2 separate regions of the Mus musculus genome follow, and region 2 is linked to region 1. Evidence: chromatin loops called from intact Hi-C (ENCODE). Cell type or tissue: left cerebral cortex. All regions are shown on one strand. Region 1 has its middle 5.0 kb from the start of Gm22652. Region 2 has its middle 230 kb from the start of Gm23452.

Region 1 (2,500 bases):
CTCCTTTCTCCTTTCTCCTTTCTCCTTTCTCCTTTCTCCTTTCTCCTTTCTCCTTTCTCCTTTCTCCTTTCTCCTTTCTCCTTTCTCCTTTCTCCTTTCTCCTTTCTCCTTCTCTGTGAAGGGTCAGGGCTTAAGAAGCAGTAAGGGGAAAGAGAGAAGTCAGTGCCACATGAGAGTGTCCCTCACAGGATGCTGGATAGATGCTCTGTGCTTTGACATCAGCCAAAGCAAATACATTCCATGGAGGGGAAAACAAGAAGCTTTGGCAGGCATGTCAGAGAGTCCTACAGTACTCAGACAGCAGCTGTGCATTCACAGTGGCACACTGTGCCCTTCCTGAACACTCTGGTTCTCTAATATATGCCCAAGACACCCCCCCCCTTTCAGGAATCAAAATTTTATTTTCCCCATGTGGGTCAAACTGCCCAATAGTCTTCTTGGGCAGTATAGTTTTTAAGAAGTTTCTGAGGCTGGAGACATATCAGCTGGTATGGAAGGCAAGCTTGAACTTGAATTTGGATCCTCAACATCCAAGGGTATAGTAACAAAACACCTCTAACCCCTGTGTTGGAGAAATAGACAGGAGGCTCCCTGGAGCTCACTAGCCAGCTAACCTTGCTGAGCACAGGAAATTCAGGTGCAGTAAGAGGACCTGTCTCAAAGAAACAGTGTGGAGAACAATAAAGGAAGGCATCTCACACCAACCTTTTTTTTTCCTTGTATACAACCAGAGAGAGAGAGAGGGATGAGGAGAGGAGAGGAGAGGAGAGGAGAGGAGAGGAGAGGAGAGGAGAGGAGAGGAGAGGAGAGGAGAGGAGAGGAGAAGAGAGGAGAAGAGAAGAGAAGAGAGGAGAACAGAGGAGAAGAGAGGAGAACAGAGGAGAAGAGAGGAGAAGAGAGGAGAACAGAGGAGAAGAGAGGAGAAGAGAGGAGAAGAGAGGAGGCGAGGAGAGGAAAGACTCTGAAAGTCACTATATCTGAGCTTCATGAATCTTCTCTAAATCCTTGCCTTTGCCCGACAGCAGCTATAAATACTTCTATCACAGTCTCAACTAGAGAAGTAGGTCAGAAAGGGGCAGAGCCAGCTCCAGCTCCTATCTTCCAGTGGGTCAGATTTCAGCCCTTGGAATTCCTCACACCCTAGGAACACAGAAAACTCTTCTCTGGGTAGAAGGAAAGGAAAGCGCCTTCTGCCCATGACCTTGGCTGAGGGCATGATTAGAAAAGCACAATCATCCAACACACTGACAGCTTTAACAAAGAAGCCTCTCTCCCGGCTTCTGCAGCCTCACCTTTGTACAGGTGAGATCTTGGTGATGGATTATTGAGAAGAAAATCGATTTTGGGTGTCCCCTTTTCAAGCACCATCCAGGTTACGAAGCACCTCAGTTCAGAAGGAGAGGCCAAAACTAATTTCTCAGCCTTTTGACATCTAAAACTAACAGGATGAAGAAGGCAGGGATATGGTGAACTTGTTCCACCATGGTTCCAGCCTCATTTGCCCAATACTGAACACCACCCCACCCCCATATTCTTCCTGACAACCGACAGCTCTACCACTCCTCCGAGATAGCCTCCCAGCAAGTGGAGACTTGATCCTTTCCTTGTGTTTTGCTCTTGTCCTATCCCCAAATGAGGCTGAGGAAAGGGGGAGGGCGAGGGAGAGCTGTCTATAAAGAAACAAAGAGGGGGAAATGAGCTGTCTGTTAAAGGAATTCTCTCCTCACAGGCTAGAACCACATGAGAAGTCTGTGAAGTGTCAAGTTAATGAGTTGTCCCTCATGTGGATGAAGAATGTCTTAGGGTTACTACTGCTGTGATCAAAACACCAGGACTTGGGGAGGAAAGGGGTTACTTCATTCATAGTCCCATATAACAGTTTATCATCAAAAGCAATAAGGGCAGGAACTCCAGCAGGGCAGGAACCTGGGAGCAGGAGTTAAAGCAGAGACCATGGAAGGGTGTTACCTATTGGCTTCCTCTTTGTGGCTTGCTCAGCCTGTTTTCTTATAGAAGCCAGAACCACCCCTCCAGAGATGCCACTACATACAACAGGCTAACCCCCCCCCCCCCCAGGAATCACTAATTAAGAATCCTGACTCCAGCTTCTGTCAAGTTGACTGAATATTAGCAAGTACAAGGTATCATGGCCAGAGAAGTAAAACAACATGTTGAAGTTCACACAGCAATAGGGTGTATGTGTGCAAAGCCTTTCCAGGATCAAGAAACTGTCTGCTCCAAAGGCAAGTTCTGTTATTCCTTGAAAAGGACTTATCAGAAGATTTAAGTAAGTTCAGAGCTTTGATGCATATGTTGATACTTATGAATATATTTTTTTAATGACTGTCCTGTAGTTTCTTGAATAAATACTGTTTTCATAGAGAATTGTCTTTTTGATGCTGATGAGACAAATCCTGTCTCAAAATTACCATAGTAGCTTGGACATGTCAATCACCTTTGAGGGGAAATGGTAAAAAGAAATGACGCACCATATTCCAAA
Region 2 (2,500 bases), 360 kb before region 1:
TTAAGGAAAAGTAATTGTTGCTTCCTTTTATTTTTGTTGTTAGAGTTGGCATTCTGTTCTTGTGGCTGTCTTCTTTTTGGTTTGTTGAGGGATTACTTTCTTGTTTGTTCTAGGGCTTGATTTCTGTCCTTGTATTGCTTCTTTTCTGTTATTATCCTTTGAAGGGCTGGATTTGTGGAAAGATATTGTGTGAATTTGGTTTTGTCGTGGAATACTTTGGTTTCTCCATCTATGGTAATTGAGAGTTTGGCCGGGTATAGTAGCCTGGGCTGGCATTTGTGTTCTCTTAGTGTCTGTATAACATCTGTCCAGGCTCTTCTGGCTTTCATAGTCTCTGGTGAAAAGTCTGGTGTAATTCTGATAGGCCTTCCTTTATATGTTACTTGATCTTTCTCCCTTACTGCTTTTAATATTCTATCTTTATTTAGTGCATTTGTTGTTCTGATTATTATGTGTCGGGAGGAATTTCTTTTCTGGTCCAGTCTATTTGAAGTTCTGTAGGCTTCTTGTATGATCATGGGCATCTCTTTCTTTATCTTTGGGAAGTTTTCTTCAATTATTTTGTTGAAGATGTTTGCTGGTCCTTTGAGTTGAAAATCTTCATTCTCATCCACTCCTATTATGCATAGGTTTGGTCTTCTCATTGTGTCCTGGATTTCCTGGATGTTTTGAGTTAGGATCCTTTTGCATTTTGTATTTTCTTTGACTGTTGTGTCGATGTTCTCTATGGAATCTTCCGCACCTGAGATTCTCTCTTCCATTTCTTGTATTCTGTTGCTGATGCTCGCATCTATGGTTCCAGATCTCTTTCCTAGGGTTTCTATCTCCAGCGTTGCCTCGCTTTGGGTTTTCTTTACTGTGTCTACTTCCCTTTTTAGTTCTAATATGGTTTTGTTCATTTCCATTACCTGTTTGGATGTGTTTTCCTGTTTTTCTTTAAGGACTTCTACCTGTTTGGCTGTGTTTTCCTGCTTTTCTTTAAGGGTCTGTAACTCTTTAGCAGTGCTCTCCTGTAATTCTTTAAGTGACTTATGAAAGTCCTTCTTGATGTCCTCTATCATCATCATGAAAAATGCTTTTAAATCTGGGTCTAGATTTTCGGTTGTGTTGGGGTGCCCAGGACTAGGTGGGGTGGGAGTGCTGCGTTCTGATGATGGTGAGTGGTCTTGATTTCTGTTAGTAGGATTCTTACGTTTGCATTTCGCCATCTGGTAATCTCTGAAGCTAGCTGTTATAGTTGTCTCTGTTAAGAGCTTGTACTTCAGATGACTCTGTTAGCCTCTATAAGCAGACCTGGGAGGGTAGCACTCTCCTTGGTTTCAGTGGGTAGAGTATTCTCTGCAGGAAAGCTCTCTTCTTGCAGGGAAGGTACCCAGATATCTGATGTTCGAACCGGACTCCTGGCAGAAGTTGTGTTCCACTCACTAGAGGTCTTAGGATCCCGTGGGCAATCCTGTGTGGGCCCTTGCGGGTGTCAGGCGACTCTGCTGGCAAGGAAGCCCGGGGCTCGAGTGGAGCGGAAGGGGCCATTGCCCCGGGTCAGGCCCGGGTAGTCTGCTTCCCTATGTACTGCAGTCTCAGGTTCTGTGCGATTGGATTGTGGCCGGTGCTGTGTTCCACTCACCAGAGGTCTTAGGATCCCGTGGAGAATCCTGTGTGGGCCCTTGAGGGTGTCAGGCAACTCCGCTGGCCAGGAAGCCCCTTCCTCTCTCCTTTCTTCTCCTCTCTTCTCCTCTCTTCTCTCTTCTCCTCTCTTCTCCTCTCTTCTCCTCTCTTCTCCTCTCTTCTCCTCTCTTCTCCTCTCTTCTCTTCTCTCCTCTCCTCTCCTCTCCTCTCCTCTCCTCATCCCTCTCTCTCTCTCTCTGGTTGTATACAAGGAAAAAAAAAGGTTGGTGTGAGATGCCTTCCTTTATTGTTCTCCACACTGTTTCTTTGAGACAGGTCCTCTTACTGCACCTGAATTTCCTGTGCTCAGCAAGGTTAGCTGGCTAGTGAGCTCCAGGGAGCCTCCTGTCTATTTCTCCAACACAGGGGTTAGAGGTGTTTTGTTACTATACCCTTGGATGTTGAGGATCCAAATTCAAGTTCAAGCTTGCCTTCCATACCAGCTGATATGTCTCCAGCCTCAGAAACTTCTTAAAAACTATACTGCCCAAGAAGACTATTGGGCAGTTTGACCCACATGGGGAAAATAAAATTTTGATTCCTGAAGGGGGGTGTCTTGGGCATATATTAGAGAACCAGAGTGTTCAGGAAGGACACAGTGTGCCACTGTGAATGCACAGCTGCTGTCTGAATACTGTAGGGCTCTCTGACATGCCTGCCAAAGCTTCTTGTTTTCCCCTCCATGGAATGTATTTGCTTTGGCTGATGTCAAAGCACAGAGCATTTATCCAGCATCCTGTGAGGGACGCTCACATGTGGCACTGACTTCTCTCTTTCCCCTTATTCGCTTCTTAAGTCCTGACCCTTCACAGAGAAGGAGAAAGGAAAGGAGAAA

The links. Hi-C counts contacts between places; a loop is a spot of excess contacts. Peaks named below come from ENCODE experiments on the same cell type or tissue, not always from the same donor. Only the 100,000 strongest peaks of a DNase experiment are listed, where the experiment ranks them.
Region 2: a loop joins it to region 1, with 24 times the contacts of the local background. A loop is called at or near these places in 14 of 42 quality-filtered maps.

What each region holds. Positions count from the first base shown.
Region 1 is chr2:80,853,999-80,856,498 of GRCm38, reverse strand. No RefSeq gene overlaps it. Among named protein-coding and RNA genes, the nearest start is that of Gm22652, 5.0 kb to the right of the region's middle. In left cerebral cortex, no CTCF peak of the experiment used is centred here; a DNase peak (open chromatin) is centred at 1,127.
Region 2 is chr2:81,212,047-81,214,546 of GRCm38, reverse strand. No RefSeq gene overlaps it. Among named protein-coding and RNA genes, the nearest start is that of Gm23452, 230 kb to the right of the region's middle. In left cerebral cortex, no CTCF peak of the experiment used is centred here; no DNase peak of the experiment used is centred here.